Linked DNA regions of Homo sapiens: regions 2, 3 and 4 are each linked to region 1. The links are chromatin loops, found by intact Hi-C in ENCODE. Cell type or tissue: heart left ventricle. All regions are shown on one strand.

Region 1 (5,000 bases):
CACCTTGTTGGCCAGGCTGGTCTCAAACTCCTGACCTCAGGTGATCTGCCTGCCTCGGCCTCCCAAAATGCTGGGATTACAGGCGTGAGCCACCGTGCCCGGCTGGCAATTTTTATTTTTTAGATACAGGGTGTCGCTGTGTTACCCAAACTGGAGTGCCGTGACGTGAACGCAGCTCACTGCAGCCTTAACCTTCCTGGGCTCAAGCGATCCTCCCACCTCACCCTCCCAAGTAGCTGGGACTAGAGCTGCGCTTCACCATGCCTGGCTAATTTCAGGCAATTTTTAATTGTTAGAAAAACTGTAAGGCAACATAAGAGAAGTGGATGGTGGGGACTGCAAATGTCATGTGGCCTAGTGGTATTGAGAAGCATTTTGTGAAGCAGAGAGTGCGTGTTCCGATTCTGTAGGAGCACATGTCTTGGTGTGGGTGTCTTTGCCTTCCTAGAACTTCCTGATGATAAGAAGCCTGTAAACACCAGTGTGTCCGTCAGTATTTGGAATCTTGTTTATTACATAGTCCTCAGGTTCATTGTCAAAAAATTCTTTACTGATGGTATTAATCAGTATTTGGAATCTTATTTATTTCATAGTGCTCAAGGTCATTGTCAAAAAATTCTTTACTAATGGTATTAATCATGCTTCTCACACTCCAGTTTTTCTGGTATGGTTTTCTGTTCCAAATTGACTCCTGTGCTCAGGTCATTAGTTTGGCTTACTAACAGGAGCCCTGACAGCTATATTCAATATTTTTCTCTGCAGTGGCCAAGTAGCCAAGAATTTACTAGTTTAGACACCCACCTCAGTTTAGAAGGTAGGTGTGAGTGTGTGTGTGTGTGTGTGTGTGTGTGTGAGAGAGAGAGAGATAGAGAGAGAGAGAGAATATCTAAGAAGGAGTTAATATTTTAAACTTTGCATTGTTTAACTGGAAATCTGTGTTCTGCCGGGCCGCTTTTATGTGGTGTACCTATAACCTATACACATACTTGTGCCTTTCAAAGGCTAACGCCACATCCCTCCTACTAAAATTGCTTATTAGAGCTAATTTTAAGAATTGAGTTAGAACTGCCCTATAATGTAATGCAGAATATTTCCCAATAATGCCTAGGTTAACAATGATAGTCTTGCTGTATTGTGCAAAAAAGGCTTCTGTTCAGACCCAGCTGGGTTTCAGGCTTAATTCATTGCTCTATGGTGGGATCACCACAGCTGCTGTGGGGCCTTTACAAATGCAAAAAAGCTGTCAGTGTTTGTTTCATCAGCTGCATAAGTGATGAGGCCAAGTTGAGGAATCCATTCCAGTGCGCAGTGTGCAGGCTGTAGCTATTATTGTTTACAGAATTAGTGTGTTGGAGCTTTAAAATAGTTGGCACATCGTCTGCCCTTTAAAAGCACAAGACTAAGGAATGAGACCAGTTGGTTGTCCTTGTAATGTTGGCCGGATCCAGCCCAGCCCTTGTCTTTTAACAGCTACTGCTCCGGGCTGTGCTGTGGGACTTGACTACTCTTTGGAGGAAGTGGGGGTGCTTGCTGAGTTCTTGTCTCTGTAGTTCTGCATCCCAAACTTAGGTTTGCATTAAAAAAAAAAAAACAAAAAAAAACCACGCAGTCATTTAGAGTTCCATAAGTGTAATTGAGATTTAAAGCCTTAATCATCCTCCCAGCCCCAAATAGGTATAGGACTGTCAGCTGGGATTTCAAATATCTGTGCAGTAACATTCCAGATTTGGCTCTGTGAGATTTATTTTGTGAAGTGATACTGCTTTGGGACTTGCCCTCATCTCTCCCCATGGGTACAGAAGTTAAGGCTACTTCTTGGCTGGCAGCCAAGAAGCCAGGAAAGCCCCATTGGACAGGTCACTTTCCAGGCAATTAAGGAGTATTCTGCAGGGCTCTCCGTGAATGCTGTCTTAACAGTGTAAGGTGACCCTCTTCCCCAGGGACCTGATGAGCCCGGGCAGCATGTTCACTTGCTTTTGGACTGGGCAAGCAGGAATCTGGGACCAGCATCATGGTCATTCACAGGATAGTGTGGGATTGTCCCAGCCCCTCCCTCATTTACATTCAGACCCCTTCTCCACTCAGGGGTCTCTGCCTCATGGAAACTGGAGGGCATGGGCGGTGGCTGGTCTGTTACGGTTTTGAAAGTGGAGCTCATCAGGTCTCCTAGCCAACGGGGGTGAATAATTGTGCTTCCTTCCTCCCAGCTGGAAAAGGTCCCAAAGTGCTCTCTCATATTCATAAAAGAGATGGCACGAGGCTTAGTGTCTCCAAATTAAAGGTCAATACTGATCAGCTTTCTCTCAAAGAACTGTCACATATGCTCTCCTGGAGACATTTGTGTCTTCCCATTTTACCTTAGGAAGTCTCTGGAGCCCAGGAAGACAAGTGTGTCCGATGAATCTCCTGTGGTGTTGGTACTGATTAAGCAGAGTTTGGGGATCCTTGTATGGCCCCTCTTTTAAAGAGCTTTTTAGCACGGTCTCTGCCAAGTATATTTTAACTATTAGTTACAATGATCTTCCAACAGAGAGCAAACAACATAAGTAATAGTTTAGAGTTTTACTTCTTAACGTCTTCCCAAATTCCTTCTCTTTCTCTTTCTTACCTGCACCCTGGAATAGTAGTAATGAAAAGGAAAATAGCAAACCGTGAGCTCCATATCCTCTCCCGCTGGGGGAAGGACTAATTTGCAGGGCCTCATAAGGAAACAGCAGTTTCATGGTCATTGTTGTCAGCCTAGCAGCGCTTGGTTGCACTTCCGTTGCTCAACGTGTTTCTCCTGGCTAGGGTGTTTGTAGTATATTTTGAGTTTTAGGAATCTTTCATCAAAGTTTCTTCTGCTTTTTTGTCATTTTAAGGCAAAACATTTTCTTTTGGTAGCTTGAAAGTTCTACACTCTCAATGTTTAAACATTTTTTGGGGGCAGGGTGAGAAACAGCTTTGTGGACGCATATCTGATTGTGTGTGTTTGTTATTTCATGTCAGAGTCATCTCATGACCCCAGGAGACCTCGCCAGTGGCCTGCCTCCTAGAAAATGCACTGCTGTAATAACAATCAGGGCGCCAGCTGACCACTGGTTGTCCCTCAGCCACTTATTAGCTGCATGTCCAGGAGGATCACCAGGCCGTGGTTTAAATTCTCAGTGTTCTCCATTGTAATGTGGGGTGCACGTGCGTCCCTGAGTGGAGATTAGGTGCTCTAATAGGCACAACTGTGCCCCTTTCATTGTAGGCATTCTCTTCCACCTGTATATTAGTATTGCTTCTAGCTGCGTGATCGAGGGTTTGGGTTAATGCTGACATATTGCAACTTACTGGATGGCAAACAGTTAAGTTGTCTTCTTTGGCTGTGGGGAGAGATGGTGAATTCAACACTCTGAAACTCTGAACACAGTGTCCAAAGAGACCCTGGGCTTCCTGGAGTGTTATTCTCTTACTCTCCTAAACTATTCTCCCACTCCCATGAAAAAGAAAATCTTAAAGCGGCTTATCAGTATCTGACATAAGACAGAGTGAGGCCTTTCCTTTTATCTACATAGAGATAGCTCAAAGATCTGCTTGAGGGGCAGCAAAAGGCATGTCAGCAACCACCAGGAAAGGATCCTGAAGCCTAACCAACTGGTTATAAACAGCAGTAGGTGCCCAGGAGGGAACCGATACCTTCTGCAAGAGCATCAGTTGTGAAATGGCCTAGGTACAAGGATGTTCTTAGAATCAGGTTTCAAATTATAGTAACATGTAGACAGACTCTGAATGCTCTGGGAATGGAGTAAGCTGGTTCTAGTGAATTTTCTGGTTGACTGTTTCAAGCCATGGCATTAACTCCTTATGAAGGATATTTTTTGGCTGTCCTGTCTTCAGAAGTCCGGTGTGACGCGCGAACTCAATGGTTGCGTTCCCGAGGACCTTATGGAGTGCTTCCTGTCTGTCTGCCAGTGCTTTGTTACTGTGCACCTCTGTAGATATGCAGTAGGGGGTTTTTGGGTGGTGTGCATGCTGATCCCCAGAGGGTTTATATTTTACCTGCACTCCTGAGGATGTGTTTGTGTTGCTTGGGGCCCTGAGAAAAAACTGCATTCAGCGGAGGATTTAGTAAGAAGAAAGTTGGTTCCATGAAGTGTACATCAGCAGCCCCCGAGGATGCTGTGGGGTTGCAACTCCTAAGGCTTAACTGCGGCGGGGATCGGTTAATAGTATGGACAACCCCACACCCCAGAACAGGGGATAGGTGATGGACGACAGTGGGACACCATACCTAATGTGCATGCCTGCTTCCTAGAAATTGTGATAGTGTGGTGACTCTTTCCTTCTCTGAAAAGACCAAACCCCATCACTTAATATGGAAATTTAAAACCAAACCTCCAAACCCTTCTGACAGCATTTTTGACCAAATTGGCTTTTCGTAAGGGTAGAGCTAGATTTTCCGAAGAGCTTTAAAAACACAGCCTAGAAGCTTATCTTTGTGAACTTTTGCTGTTGTCAACAGTGGATATCTTGCTGCTGCTAATAGAAAACAAAAAAGTTCATTTGCCAAAATGCTTGTCATTTCCTCCTGAGGAGTGCAGCTTAACGCCAGGACTTCATTTAGTCAGAGGGAAATGGTTGCTACCTCCCTGTTAAGCTTCTTTCCATTATCCAGTTATGGCAGAATGAGTGTTGGGGCGGCCTGGGGAGATGGGGGTAAAATAAAGGAACAGCTAAGAAGTGGTTCTGCAGAATGTGTACTTATATCCGAAAGCCTGGATGGAAAGGACGGTGGCTTTGGAAGGGGTGTAAAATGGGAGGGGGTGGCAATCGCTGAAGCATGACAAGCCTCCGAAGGCCTCTGGGACTTGAACACAAAAAAGGGAGCTTTTTGCAGCTCTTTCACATGCACACGTCTCCCTCTGCCCCATCCATCCTCCCCTGCTGTTTTGTAAATCTCCCAGTTGGAAATTTTTAACATGGGAGAGCTTCTTCCTGTGCTTCAGTTGGCAGAATGCTCACACGCAGCTGCA
Region 2 (5,000 bases), 89 kb after region 1:
TAAGAAACTATGTAGCCCCCCGCCTCTCCACCCCGTTCTTAATATTAATGTTACATTGTCCTCTGTCTGTAAGCTGTTTCCTGATAACGTGCATTGTCATTGGAGAGGAAGACTATTCTTCCCCCAGCTCAGATGTAGATTACTAAGTAAAAAGTCCCCAGAGGACCACATGACCACATGATCCAGGAATCAGAATAGTGAAGGGAAGGCTCCAAGCATGGCCTGGGAGGTCTAAGTCAGGGATACAAATGAAGCTCTGCATCTTGGGGTTTCCTTGCAGATCCTTTTCCTGTGCTTCAGTCCTTTCCACCTTACTCTCCCTTAACGTCCTGGAAACATGAAGTTGTCTGAGTGTCTATTAAGTAGTTCACTTGGCTGTCATGTAGGGAGCAGACAATGATGGTGTGCTTCCAGCAGGCAGAACAGTTCAAAGGCAGGGTGCAACCTCTGCTTTTCCCCCCTCAGACATGACTGTAAGTCTAAATTCACTGTAAATAATGTGTACAGTGGAATAAGTTTTGTAAATAAATACGCATAGCATAGCGCCACGAGGTTACTTATTACAGCTGCAAAGGGCTATTGAGACATCAATACATCTTTTGCTTTTATTGGTGAACAATACTCTGTTGCATGGATATGTCCCATTTTATGCATTCATGAGTTGATGGACACTTGGCTGGGTGGTTTCCATGTTATCGTCATGATGAATAATGGTGCTGTGAACATTTGTAAGCAAGTTTTGGTGTGGACTGTTTTTCACTTTTGGGTGTATGCCAGAGAATTGAATTTCTGGGTCACATGGCAACTGTTTAACCTTTTGAGTAATAGCCTTTTGAGTATTTTTCAGAGCCACCGTATCATTTTACACTCCCACTGCTGTTTGAGGTTCCAGTTTCTCTGCATCCTTTCCAATACTTGTTGCCTGTCTTTTTAGAAAAATAGTTATTGTAGTAGGTGTGAAGTGGTATCGCATTGCTGTTTTAATTTGCATTTACCCACTAATGATATTGAGCATGTTTTCATGTGTTTATTGTTCACTTATATACATTACAGTAGAAATCTTGAGCTTAATTCATATCGTTGTACCTATTCTGAGAGAGCTTTGATTCATTCATATCTTACTTAAATTTCTACTTAAATGGTGGTTTTAAAAAGAGCAGTTTGGAGACAAGAATGCTTATGTTATTTAGGAAAAAATATCATTATCGAGGAAGGTCTCTTTCTGAACAACAACAGCAAAATTTTATTCCAAAATCGAATGCCAATTGATCGTGGTGAATTAAGTGTTCTAGTAATAAGCTGCTGGCTCAGAAGTTAGGAGCCTGTCACATTAGAATGATCCTTTTCCTGGTGGGAATTCCATGTTTCTCTTTATTGAGAACTCAGAACAATTGTAAACCCCTTCAACCAATACTCTACTCCTTCTACCTCTTCAGGATTTCAATGCAAAAAAAAAAATTCTTTTCAATCAAAACAATTACTTTTCTCTTTCTAGGGAAACGTAACAGAGATGGTAGTTTTGCATGAGTTGGAGCCACCAGTTATTTTTGACCCACTCAGGTGTTCATACTTCGTCAGTAGGAAATTCAAGGAACTGATCTTTTATGTACAGTAAAATAAAAACAAATGGGGAAAAAAATCTGCCACTTATGTTCCTAAAGCGTACAGTTTAAGATAACAGTCCCCTCTGTGCCAGCACATCCCTGTATAGCCTTTTCAGAGTTCAGCATGAGGTGTATTTCAATGGCAGCAAGTTCAGTCTTGTTCACAGGTGTATCTAAGTAAAAGGGATTTTGCAGCTGGGATTGATCAAGGATCATCAGACGAGAAGAGTATCCAGGTGAGCCCAATGTAATCACAAGCGTCCTTATTAAACAGAGGTAGGTGGCTCACTGTCAGAGCAAAAAATGAGACGAGAAGACAGGACCGAAGGTGGGAGTGATGCAGTTTGAGGATGGATAAGGGGGCCACAAGCCATGGCATATTAGCAGCCGTTAGAAGCTGAAAAGGGCACGGTATTGGATTCTCTCAGAGCTTGCAGAAAAATCCAGCCTTGCTAACACCACCAGCACAGTGAAACTGATTTTGGACTACTTACTTCCAGAACTGTAAGAAAATTTGTGTTTTAAGACAGAAATGTGATAATTTGTTAACAGCAGCAACAGGAAATTACTGCATACTTTAATGCTTTCTTTGTCCTTTGTTAACACAGGGGTTAGACATTTGATGTTACTGCTTAAGTAACACTCAGTGTCAGGCACACTTCTAAAAACTTTCAGTGTATTATATACACAGCAGACATTCAAGCACAGATAAGGAAATGAGCATGTACTTAACATTCCCCAAGATCATAGAGCCAGTAAACAGCTGGGATTTGAACCCAGACCACCGGACTGTAAAAGTGTACAGTATATCGAATGCTACTTAGCTGGGTTAGGCCACATGACTGGTGAAATTCAGCTGGTAATGTAGTTTGGAAACCATAGAATACCTACCCCTACAAGCAAGAATTGTGTGGTTGATAAATGCTGTAAAGAATGTTAAAGGAGTTCCTTAGACTGGGGTATAGGTTGGTCAGAGAAGGCTTTGAAGAAGGTGATATTTGAGAACTGAATATTAGAAAAGCCGGGGAGGTGAATTTCAGGTGGGGAGCAAGCACAAAAAACTTGATTAGGCTGCGGATTGCTGACCATGATAAGAGTTCAAGAAAGAAATAATTGAAAGTCCAGAAGAATGTTCATTGAGAGCACTATATGAACCCTCCCTCCCATTGTGTGGATTTGGTCACTGACTGGATGTCATGCAAAGGGTAGGAGGAGAGAAAACCTTACACATTCCCATTCTGCCCTGTGTGAGGTCTCAAAAGTAGTTAGTATAAGTTATAAAGGAATTATCTGCCTGTACTTTGTATTGATAAGCTACTTTTTAATTTAATTTAATTTAAGTGATACTTTGTTAGAAATTGTCAATGAACTTGATAACATCAAAAAATGCAAGCTGATATTTTGGATCACTAAGGCTGCAATATATGCAGAAATCTTAAAATTTTTACTCAAAGTGATTATGATTTTGTTTTGCCTATTAGGTGATTTTATATCTAATGTTAATACATTCTAGAACTTTCATATGGGGATAAAATACTAATAATACTAATAATTATTCACACACAGTATTTCAAAAGTAATTTTAAGTACAATTTGATTTTAGGTTAGTTGATTTATTTTTGCTTATGTAAAAAATCACATAAGATTCACTGTTGTAACCATTGTAAAGAGTACAGTTCATAGACTTTTAGTCCTTAGTGCATTCCTTCCTTCCTTCCTCTTGCTTTTTTTTTTTTGAGACAGTGTCTCACTAGGTCACCCAGGCTGAAGTGCAGTGCTGTGATCCCGGCTCACTGCAACCTCTGCCTCCTAGGCTGAAACGATTCTCGTGCCTCGGTCTCCAGAGGAGGTGGGACCACAGGTGCGTGCCACCACGCCTGGCTAATTTCTGTATTTTTAGTAGAGACGGGTTTTGCCATGTTGGCCAGGCTGGTCTCAAACTCCTGACTTCATGTGATCTGCCCACCTTGACTTCCCCAAGTGCTGGGATTACAGGCGTGAGCCAGTGTGCCCGGCCACTTAGTACATTTCTGGAACTTTTTCATCACTCTCAAAGAGAAACCCGATATCCATTAGCAGTAGTCCCCCCTCCTTTCCCAGCAACCTCTGGCAGCCAGCAATGTATTTTCTGTCTTTGTGGGTTGGCCTATTCTGGAGACTTCGTAGCAATGGAATCCTGCAATATGTGGCCTCTCTGCCTCCCTGTTTCCCTAGCTATGTTTTCAAGGTTCATCCACGCTGCCCCATGAAATCTTTTTTACGGCTGAATATCCTATTGTAAGTATATGCCATATTTCGTTCATTTATTCATCATTTGATGGACAGTTGGGTTGTTTATACTTTTTGGATATTATGTATAATGCTGCTGTGAACATTTGTGTTCACGTTTTACATGAGTGCCCAGGAATAGAATTGAATAATTCTATGTTTAACTTTTTGAGGAACCCACACTTGGCCTAAGTAGCTTTCCCACAATTGCTGTATGAGGTTTCCCGTTTCTTCATCTTCACCAACGTCTGCTGTTTTTCTTTTTGTTTTTATTATAGTCATTCTAGTGGATTTGTCTTAAGTTCACGTCTATGGAATCTTTAACAAGTACATATATTTTAACTTCCTATTTGTCACGTAGTACATTGTGTTTCATATGTAAGGGAGAGCATTTTTTTTTTAGGCAAATTCATAAATATAAGCTTGAAGTGGGAAGAAATGTATTATAGTTTTATTAATGTGCACATTTTCCTAATGTAAATACAGGAACAAAGTAGAGACAAGCGACTGAGTTGTTTTCATTATCTCATATTTTGGATTCTTGTTATTTATGTTAAAAAGTTTGTTTTTGGGCTGGGCGCAGTGGCTTATGCCTGTAATCCCAGTGTTCTGGGAGGCCGAGGCAGGCGGATCACTTGAGGTCAGGAGTTCAAGACCAGCCTGGCCAACATGGTGAAACCCCATCTCTATTAAAAATACAACATTACCTGGTCTTGGTGGCACGTGCCTGTAGTCCCAGCTACTTAGGAGGCTGAGTCAGGAGTATCACTTGAGCCCGGGAGGCAGAGGTTGCAGTGAGCTGAGAGTGCACCACTGCACTCCAGCCTGGACAACAGATTGAGACTGTCTCAAAAACAAACAAAAAACAACAACAAAAAACTTTGTTCGTTTCACAGTTACTTGGCTATGTGTTCTAAGTACCTTTTGCTCAGTGCAGAGTGAAAGACCATCTCTAGGGAACGAAGCCTTACTGGCAAGACTAGGGGCTGCTGCAGCCAGATGTCCTTCATGGCCTAGGAAAGTCATGCGTTTTTTCATTGAGTATGTAAAGTCTTCATGAAGTACGCTGAATAAGTGCAGCCATAAGCATACATCACATGGGATTTTGCAGTAATGAAGTTAACAATT
Region 3 (5,000 bases), 99 kb after region 1:
TGAAAGCAAATGTCAACAATGAGAAAAAAAGTGCCAAGTCCAGTTTCGGTTTCTAGACCAGAGTAGCCAGGAAGGTGGTGTGGAGAGGGTTGTGGTGGGGAGGGAGGAGATTGTCAAGAAGATGATTTAGTAGTTATCAGTATTTAGATTATGATTGGAGATAAGGGGACGGCAGAAGAATCAAACTTGAAGGTGGTGGAGGTGATGAAACAGCAGAAAAGGTATTTTAGTGTGGCAGGAAAACCAGGGGAGAGTCCAGTTGCCGATAAAAAGTTTGCGTTAAATTTGGCAATTAGAGTGTTTCTCATGGCAGTGAGAACAGTTTTCCTGGAAGACTAGGATGAAAGTTGAATAGGCTGCATGTCTGCTGTTCAAACACCAGCACTTCTCACGTGTAATCCCTGAACCAGCAGCATTAGCATCACCTGAGAGAATCTCAGCGAAAGGAGGCTGTGCACAGTGTGTGTTCACAAGCCCTGGGAGTGTTCCTGATGTCTGCTCAAGTTTGCCACCATTGCCTTAGATAATTATTTGTTTTACACATGAGCCACTGTAAGATTCACAGAATTCCAGAATTGGAATCCAGGCTTCTTTGTACCTCTCACTCTTTCCACCTGCCACCTGTTTCCCTGTGTTGTGTCTTGGAATGGCCTTCAAGTGCCTGCTACGTGCTGGACTCATTGCTATGTCTCAGGAACATAAAAGGCGAGTAAGACACAGACTAGTCAGAATGTGATCTGTACTACTTCACACCTCTGAACCTCAGTTTCAGCATTTAAAAATGTTTGTGTGATAAGTATGCTAGTTGAAAAATGTGGAAGAGAATATGTACAGGAAATGTGTGTGCCCTGTCGCTTGGTGGACACACGTTATTAGTGGGAAATGCTTTTTGGAGGGAAAATGTGCATCAGAATGGTTTCTGGAGGCCCATACCTGTAATGAAAGGGTGCCAATCCCAGGGTGGTTATTAATTATTGGGAGGGCTGGAGGACACAGGAAGGGGTTAAGGCATATGAGACAACTTTATCTGTTTCTGGAAAAAATAAGGCAATATGTCAGTTTATGTTAAGTCCAAGGACAGAGTTTATTTGTAGACTTTCTGTTAGTGTGGAAATTTGCATGAGATAGACAAAAATAAACTGGTGGTTTGTAATATAACATGACCAGAGATAACCAGTCTTGTGACAATATACGTATACTTCTGTTTATTTCCTTGCTGGGGTTCGGGTGGGGTAGTTATTGTTCAACCAAAAAAGCCAGCGAGTCAGTCAGGCATTGATTGATCTCATAAAATGATCCCCCAGCAGTGTCCTGGGTCCTGGTGGAAGAAACAGCAGCACTAACTCCTTTCCATCACCCACAGGGCCGTAATTCTAACCAGCCCTGTCAGTAAGGGGCAACCATGAATCAAATCAAGCCTGTTTTGGCCACCCTGTGGGTACTTGGAGACTGGCTGGTGGATAGGACTGGTTTTTGTCTGGCCTCAATCCCGGAGGCTTTATTTTGTAGTGATTTCCTTAGAAAAGGATTTGAAGGTGTAGGAAAGCAGTGTGTCTTCAAGGCTTTGCAGACAGACTTTACTTCATCTTCAGGATGTTTCCTGCAAGAGGGGTTTCCTGCAAAACCCCTAGAGGCCAGATGTGCCCCACAGGACTGGAACCACTTCCAACCTGGAGAGTTGTATGAGTGGATGTCTGCACTTTGAATAGTTCTTGCCTGCTTTAGACTCTAATTTTCTTGTAAAAGATTTCTTATCTCCCACAGTTTTCTTGGTAAATGGAGTAACACATAAGGCACATAAGACTCTCAGGGACGTAGTAAAATGCACTATCACGTAACACGCAATGTCAATTGAAACCCTATCCAATTTAATGCAGATATGTCAGTGCTGTCCAAAAGAACTTCTTGTGATGACAGAACCGTTCTGTAGCTGTGTTGTCCATTGACAGGTGGTCGGATTGTGGCCATTGAGTAACTGAAATGTGACCAGCATGACTCAAGGACCTTAATTTTAAATTTTAATTGAGTTAATTATAAGTACTTACATGTGACTAGTGGCTACTGTATTAGACGGTGCAGATTAGAATGTGGCATTTGGGGATTTTTTGGGGGTATATCATAATGAACATAAAAAGGCATTAGTGATTAAAAGATCCAAATATTAGAATTTCTTTGTAAATAAATTAACATAAATTCCCAAGGAAATTCTAGTAACATAAATTCCCAAAGTGAAGTCATATATAGTTGCACACTGGCATTGGTGATATTGAACTATTTATTTGATTTGATTTTTGAAGACACTGGCCAATAATTTATTTGTAATTTGATTTCCTCGCCACCACTCCATCAGTGAAGGTACATTGACAATCCAGGTGTCTGTTAGATGCTGGAAGATAATCCTGCTGTAGATCTTGGGTCTTTTTTGATTACATTGAAAAAGCGAACCGTCAGATCCAGCACTGCAGGAGGTTTTAATGCCGTGTTGCGTGGTTCTGGCTGCTCTGTTCCCTGACTGCACCCTTTAACCATGAGCGTGCGGACGTCTTGCTGCCATGCTGCTGCCTTGACGACGGCGGATGTCTGACATGCTCAGACGCAAAAGAGCTGACTTGGCAGCTGCCCAGCAGATTTTTATAAAGGCTCAGTTGGTGGCCGGAGATTCAGCCTGTCAGAGTTGTGTTATGCAATAAATCGTTTTCAGCAGAAGTTCTTAATCCAATTTCAGCTGCAGCTTTTTTTTTTTTTAAATAGGCAGTAATCAAAGATAAGTACACATTATTTAATGGGAGTTTGGAAGAAGTAAAACTCTCCTTGCAGAAGCATTTTCAGGCCGTTTACCCTAACCTGGGAAGCATGTCTGTCTGAAGAAATTTGCTGCTTTGAAGTGCTTTTAATTTAAACCCTAGGCAAGGGAACATCATTCACAAGTTCAGTAAGTAAGTTTCTTCTCTCAAGATGTTTCCTGGCCCCTTATTTCCAGTTGTGAATGTTACTCAGGCTTCACTTTATTTGAATATTGACAGACTACTTTTTTTTTTTGGAATTAAATCAATTGGAAATTATTAGTACTACTGTTACTTTGTTAAAAGGGAAGAAAAGGTTATTTTAGACAAAGTTGAAGTTGTACCTTTCTCATTTTCCTTCATCACCCCCAACCCCATTTTTGTTTACACTTAATCTGTGGGAAGAATCAACATTCCCTCCCAATTTTTTATTTGGTGCTTTCGTTTTTCTCTCAAAGTGTTGCTGGAACAGGTTTGGCATATCAGGCAGCCACAAGTTGTTTCAAGTAGGGTGATTTAACAGCAGGTATATGAGAAACACGTTCTGAAAATAAAAGGCATTCATGTACAGGATTCCAGTCATTTATCCTTGGGAGGAGGAAATAGCAATCAATCCTTTCCTTGTCCATGGGCCTAGTTTTTTAGAATGTTTTTTTTCATTTGCTATTCAGCTCTGTACGGCTGTTGTTCAGATCCACCATCCTTAATCCCATGATATGACATTGCATGTTGGTCCTTTGGGCATTGGAGTCAGGAAAAGCACTTCTTTTTCTTTTTGAAAGTAGCCACATCCCTCCACCTGTAGAGCTCTAGCGATCTCTATATGTGGGTGGGGGGCGGGGGGGGCGGGGGGGGTGGGGGGTGGGGTTGGCAACTCCAATTGCCATGTCTTAGCATTTCTGTGAATTTTAATAAAGAGGCTCTGTGTTAGGAGATCTTCCTGCCTGTGATCCTGAGTGCTCCTTTCCTTGGTCTCCTATGGCCCCATCAATTCGAAGGCGATTTCTGCATTTCAGTTGGTTTTAGGTACTAGGGGTTGTGAAGAGCCTTTGATGTCCTGTGCCCCTGCCCAGTGGAAGCAGGATTGTTTTTTTGCAGCACCTTCCGTAAGTGCACCTAGGTTGCCACCTTCTGCCTCTTTATCACCAGGTTGTTATTTAAAACATTGGTGGGGGGTCTGAATTCCAACTTTAGAACAGATGTGTGTCACACTTACAATCCTGCTATGTCTATGTTATATTTGTTTTATAATATTTATTGTAGTGGCTTTATTTCTTTTTGGAGATATGGTTAAAAAAAAAGTCTTTGTGTCATTGTAGGCTTTTTTTGGTTTGTTTTTAATTGATTCAGATTTCCTGGAAGGGGCCTGGTAGAGTTGGTTGACCCATGACCCAGTTTCCACGAGGTATTTCCCTGTCGTTACTACCAGTGCCCTTGATTTGGGTAATAAATGACTTGACCACTCTACCTGTGAAGCATGAGTGTCTAAGGTAGTTTGCCTGCAAGTGATAGGAAATTAACTGTCTTCCATTTTTAAATAGATGTAATTGTCAGAAAATTGATTTTTAATTGATCAGAAATGTGTTTTCCTTTAACCCATGCTTTTTCATCTTTGTTTCCTTCTCCCAAATCAAGATGGCCTGAATTTGAAACCATAATAAAAACCAAGGTATGAACAAATTGCATAACGATGGTTTGCCAATTGTAGGCTAGTAATAGAAAATTCCTTCCCCTACTCCCACTTCTATCCCCACTACTAATAATAGTTTTTTTTCATATATTGTTTACATGAAGCCTCTGCAAACCAATAATTTTAATTTTGCTTTTACCTAGGAGTCAGTGTGAGTTACATATTTAACATCTCTGGCTACTAACACATTTCTGAGTTTTGAAATTTTACTTCCTGATCTGATATCTGCCATGGACTGACTACCAATGCCACATTTGCGTCAAGACTCTGGAATTCATCTCTAGAAATAACTAAAAGTTTCACGATTACTTCGTTTCCCCCATACCTTTGACTCTAAAGGGAGAAAGCAGTGGTGTGGACCTTATACTAAAGGAAGGCTGAGCAGAGAAATCATGATTATTAAATGCAGGTGGTGCTGAGCTCACTGCCCAACTCCTGCTTCCCCAGGAGAGGTTTGCTGTTAGTACAATCATGATGGAGTTTTCAAGTCTTTCCAGTCGACTCCAAGTATCATCCTCTGGGTGGCA
Region 4 (5,000 bases), 110 kb after region 1:
ATCTGTATGCTTCCATTTCTTATTTATTTATTTATTTTTTTTTTTGAGACTGAGTCTCACTCTGTCTCCCAGGCTGGAGTGAAGTGGCACGATCTCAGCTCACTGCCACCTTTCCCTCTAGGTTCAAGCAATTCTCGTGCCTCAGCCTCCTGAATAGCTGGGATTACAGTCGCGTGCCACCACGCCTGGCTAGTTTTTGTATTTTTAGTAGAGATGGGATTTCACCATGTTATTCAGGCTAGTCTTGAACTCCTGACCTCGTGATCTGCCCATCTTGGCCCCCAAAAGTGCTGGGATTACAGGCGTGAGGCACCATGCCAGGCCTGCTTCCATTTCTAAAATGAACTTTTATAAAATGCTTAATTAAGTCTGATGTAGGTGTGTGAACATAAGTCCTTCTTAGATTAACAGCTACAGAAGAGAACCTCTCAATATCCTTGGCCATGTGAATCATCATCTATTAATAAAAACTATAGTGACTTAATCTTGCTGATTCTTTAAACATGTATCTCTTCCTATTTACCTTGCTTTAGTGACTGTTGTCAACCATGTCTGTCTTCCCACCTCTTGCTCTGTCTCAAGTCTCTGTATAATTTTTTCTTCCCTCTTTAGTGCTTTTAAAATTTGAGTCTTTCTTTATATCTTTATGACTGGAATTGCTGGAATAGTCTCTGGGCTGGCTGTTTGTTTTTGGTCATCTCTGCATTCATTTTGTTAATTCTTAAGAACTTGTATTCGTTCTGGAGCAACAGACATGAGGTTGCCAGTTTGAAATGAGACCTTCAAGATCCATCATTAATGTGTACATTAAAACAAAAATCATGCCAGTTGTATGCCGCCAAGATCAGTTGCCTCCTTCTGCAGTACTCTCTCCTTTTATTTGTGATTCTTTTACTTAAGTGGCCAATGCGGATCCAATTCCATGTCTTCTGACTGGATTGTAAATTCCTTGAATGCACAGCACCCATATCTGCTGTATCCTTTGAGCTCCCAAGGGAGGCAGCAACATTTTTAAGAGCTCCGTACATATTTCTGTTGCAGTGTACATTCTGGCATTGCTCACTTTATAAAACTCAAGTAAAATGATCCATTATCCTTCTGGTTGTGGGTATAACAACACCTTTTTCTGAACTTTGTCAGGAATATAAAACTATTACTAGTTGATGAACGTATTTGATTTTGGGGCGTATAAAGAAGTGAGATGGTTGTGTGTTGCTTTCATTCTTTTTAACAGCCTGTGGATTCACTTTTCTTTGAGGCCTGTTCAGAAAGGTCATTGCCCCTTTACCTTATGGGTGTAATTCTGACATTGAGAACTGGGTCGTGGTCACACAGTACGTGTTCGGAAATTCCTTTAAAATAAAGTTTATTTTGACTCTGAATATTGCCTTGCTTTCTATTCAGTAACTCCTCTCTTTTCTTATGTTTCTTCAGGATGACAGTGATGGGATTCCGTGGTCAGAAGAACGGGTGGTACGTAAAGTCCTTTATTTGTCTCTGAAGGAGTTCAAGAATTCCCAGAAGAGGCAGCATGCGGAAGGCATTGCTGGGAGCCTGAAAACTGTGAATGGTGAGTTGACTCTTGGAATATCTCATTGGAATGTACAATATCTCTGGGCGTGGACTTGTTCCTGAATTGGATGTATTCTGGCAGCTTGTGCTTCCTGGTCTAGGCACCTAAAGGCAGTCTGTAGGCTAGGTGAATCTGCACTGCAGACATCCTGTTGGGTTTATAGGGTTGTTTTTGTGTTCCTTTATGTACCGCGTTATATAGTGGACAAAATACATTAGTCTGTTCTGTAGGTCCTGTCTTGCTGGTTTTTCTATATGTATGTCTTTCCACACTGGTATGTGAGCAGAACTCTTTGATGATCTTGCTGAAATGTGGAGTCTTTAGTTCTTGTCCCCGGGTTGTATAGGAAATAGCCTAAATCTTTCTGTCTACTGCTTTTCCTGCTCTCTGGCTCAGCGGCTTTCTCATCTCTCCTTCCTTCCTTGCTGGGCAGGTTCCTGCAGTGGGACAGCTTTGCATACCTCTAGAAGTGTGCTTCTTCCTGGATGATTATCACTTGGCTCCTTGATGCCTGGAAAGAAACTTGTTCCTATATGAGTTTGTTCTCATGTCTGTTTTGAACAGGGTTCATATGGTGCAGATGAAGTCATCCAACAGAAAGTATCTGAGGACAAACATTTGCTTGTAGTTTACTATTTTATTTCAGGGGAATGCAGTGACATTCTATAATCCCCTGTGTACTTATCAGGATTACAGTTAAAGTGAATGAATTGACCATGTTTTTGTTTATGCTTCCTTGGGGCAAGGAGATGAGAAAGAGCAGGTTCTGTTCTTTTTTGAGAGCTATGGCTCTGGTCTTAGGAGAGTCACCACATATGGGGTACTTGACAGTTTGTTAGGGTGCCAAAGGACAGGTTCACCATGGCTTCCAATTTGTTTCCCACCACCTTAGTTGTATGGTGAGTTGTCTGGCAGCCTCCTGTTGGAACTAGTGTTCACAGGCACTAGTGCACAGCAGTACCTGTTGCTGCTCTGTTTCTATGGGGCAATGGCAGAGTTTCCTGAGATGACCTCTCTGAACTTCACCATTCACCCTAGTTGTGCTGTCTCCTTCCACTGTTGCGTGACTTGAAAGAAGAGCCTCTGTCCACCCTCCCGGGTTTTCTTTCTTATGGGTGACTTGCCTTTGGAGGTCAACCATTAAGGCCATAGTGGCTCAGTCATGTGTGCGTCTCTCAACAAATCTCAGCCAACATGTATGGGAAAGGCCCATTTTGAGTCTTAACATTTGCAGAAAACAAAATAAGTTGTGGAATCTATTGCCATAGAATCCAATTTAGACCCTCATAGCTGCTTTCCTAAAAGGCACTCTGCCTTGTTCTGTGGGTCTCCAGCAGAGAGGGACCCTAGCCATTCGTTGCTTGTAATACAGTAAACTAAAAACCTTGTGTGTAGTTGGAGAACATTTGATGTGATATAGATCGTGTTTATTGTCATTGATTCACGTTGAACGTAGCATCTTGCTTGATTAAATGTGGGGGGTTGGGTATGAAGGAGAATATCACTTAATCCTAGAGTTTAGAGTGGAGCAGTGACTGCTGTACTGTTAGATTGTATGGTTGTGATGCTCTCACTGTACTGTTCAGGAATGGTGTAATGCCTTAGTGTTTCTTGGCATTGCCAACAGTGGAAACAAAAACACCCATATTTTCTTAACTGGGAAACACCAGCTTTTAGAACAAGAAGTTAGCCAGATGTTCAGGATTTAATAAAGGTAGAATTTGAGTAAATGAACAAAAACTAAAGTTTGTCATTCCAGAAGCAACCAGTGCTGTCAGCCAGTTGGCCAAATGTAGGTTTAGCTCTGGCAGAGTCAAGGGATTGATGATACTGAGGAGAAAAATCTCAGTTGGCAAAGATGCCCACATTGGGATCACTGAAGTCTTTTTATTTATTCTGGCACTACCTTCATAAGGGAAGGTTAGTTTTTGTCATGGTAGTTTGCTTTTCATCCAGATAAAGACTTTTAAGTCTTTTAAAAAATACAGAGACACCTCGGCTTCTCTTTGGGTTGTGAAATTGCTGTGAATATGCCATTTTCTAGTTTGTGTTGGTTTTTATGAAGGCAGCGTTCCAAGGTTACCTTTTTGTTATTCTGTATGTGGGATTTCTATAGCAGTTCTGAGTAAACAGATCTCCTTGTTTCAGGACTTGAGTGTGCTTTAAGAATCATTATTTTGCTTGGTGCGGTGGTTCATGCCTGTAATCCCAGCACCTTGAAAGGCCGAGGAGGGAGGATTGCTGGAGCCCAGGAGTTCGAGACCAGCTTGGGCAACAAACTACAACCCTGTCTTTCCAAATAATAGTAATAATAATAAATTAGCCAGGCATGGTGGCACATGCCTCTGGTCCCAGCTAGTCAAGAGGCTGAGACAGGAGGATCACTTGAACCCAGGAGGTCAAGGCTGCATTGAGCTATGTTCACACCACTGTATTCCAGCTTGGGCAACAGAGCGAGACTCTCTCTTTAAAAAATCATTATTTTCAAGGCAGCTACCATCTTAAACAAAGTGTACTTTCTTATTTTGGGGAGCTACTTGGAATCACTGGAAAACAGAATTGGTATCATGGGAAGAGCTCCTCTTCTGTAGGTGTTTTCGGAGCATGATCCAGAGAAAGCTCACACAGTAGGGAGCAACCAAGACTTTAGGGCTGGTGAGGCTAGGAGTAGGGGTTGTTGTAACTGCAAGCTGTGTTGTGCATATATATGTGGACGTGTCTGTGTGTCTTTGTGTATATATGCGTGTATGTATATGCATGCTTTGCTGAAAAATCCCTTTAGTTTGAGTGGATACTTTATAGTCAGCCATCACTCATGTCCTATCTCATAGAAACACTTCCTAAATGTCAAATGAAATCAGAAGATAGGTTAGTGGGAGTGGAAGCAGGGTGTATTAGTTTGTTTTCATACTGCTGATAAAGGCATATTGGAGACTGGGAAGAAAAAGTGGTTTAATTGGACTTACAGTTCCTCATGCCTGGGGAGGCCTCAGAGTCATGGAGGGAGGTGAAAAGCACCTGTTATATGGCAGTGGCAAGAGAAAATGAGATTTCGTGAGACTTACTCACTATCACAAGAATAGCACGGGAAAGGCCAGCCCCCATGATTCAATTACCTCCTCCTGGGTCCCTCCCACAACATGTGGGAATGCTGGGAGATACAATTCAAGTTGAGATTTGGGTGGGGACACAGCCAAACCATATCACAGCGGATTGACTATAATGGTGGTGGTTTTTTGTGAGCCTGTCACCCAGGCTGGAGTGTAATGGCATGATCTTGGCTCACTGCAACCCCCACCTCCCGGGTTCAAGCGATTATCCTGTCTCAGCCTCCCAAGTAGCTGCGATTACAGGCATGCACCACCACACCTGGGCAACAAATTGAGACCCTGTCTTTACAAATTATAGTAATAATAATAAATTAGCC

The links. Hi-C counts contacts between places; a loop is a spot of excess contacts. Peaks named below come from ENCODE experiments on the same cell type or tissue, not always from the same donor. Only the 100,000 strongest peaks of a DNase experiment are listed, where the experiment ranks them.
Region 2: a loop joins it to region 1, with 2.0 times the contacts of the local background. A loop is called at or near these places in 7 of 110 quality-filtered maps.
Region 3: a loop joins it to region 1, with 1.9 times the contacts of the local background. A loop is called at or near these places in 10 of 110 quality-filtered maps.
Region 4: a loop joins it to region 1, with 2.3 times the contacts of the local background. A loop is called at or near these places in 14 of 110 quality-filtered maps.

The regions. Positions count from the first base shown.
Region 1 is chr6:15,263,789-15,268,788 of GRCh38, forward strand. All of the region lies in intron 1 of JARID2 (jumonji and AT-rich interaction domain containing 2), which reads left to right. Among named protein-coding and RNA genes, the nearest start is that of JARID2-AS1, 18 kb to the left of the region's middle. RefSeq lists enhancers at 930-1,439, 1,445-1,584, 3,579-4,137, 4,138-4,695, 4,696-5,000. In heart left ventricle, no CTCF peak of the experiment used is centred here; a DNase peak (open chromatin) is centred at 3,088; H3K4me3 peaks cover 1,072 bases; H3K27ac peaks cover 2,894 bases.
Region 2 is chr6:15,352,290-15,357,289 of GRCh38, forward strand. The region is part of intron 1 of JARID2 (jumonji and AT-rich interaction domain containing 2); the gene reads left to right. Among named protein-coding and RNA genes, the nearest start is that of JARID2-AS1, 110 kb to the left of the region's middle. In heart left ventricle, no CTCF peak of the experiment used is centred here; no DNase peak of the experiment used is centred here.
Region 3 is chr6:15,362,889-15,367,888 of GRCh38, forward strand. The region is part of intron 1 of JARID2 (jumonji and AT-rich interaction domain containing 2); the gene reads left to right. Among named protein-coding and RNA genes, the nearest start is that of JARID2-AS1, 120 kb to the left of the region's middle. RefSeq lists an enhancer at 1,048-1,207. In heart left ventricle, no CTCF peak of the experiment used is centred here; a DNase peak (open chromatin) is centred at 2,573.
Region 4 is chr6:15,372,683-15,377,682 of GRCh38, forward strand. JARID2 (jumonji and AT-rich interaction domain containing 2) reads left to right here. Exons shown (of 18, transcript NM_004973.4): 2 at 1,435-1,570. Among named protein-coding and RNA genes, the nearest start is that of JARID2-AS1, 130 kb to the left of the region's middle. In heart left ventricle, no CTCF peak of the experiment used is centred here; no DNase peak of the experiment used is centred here.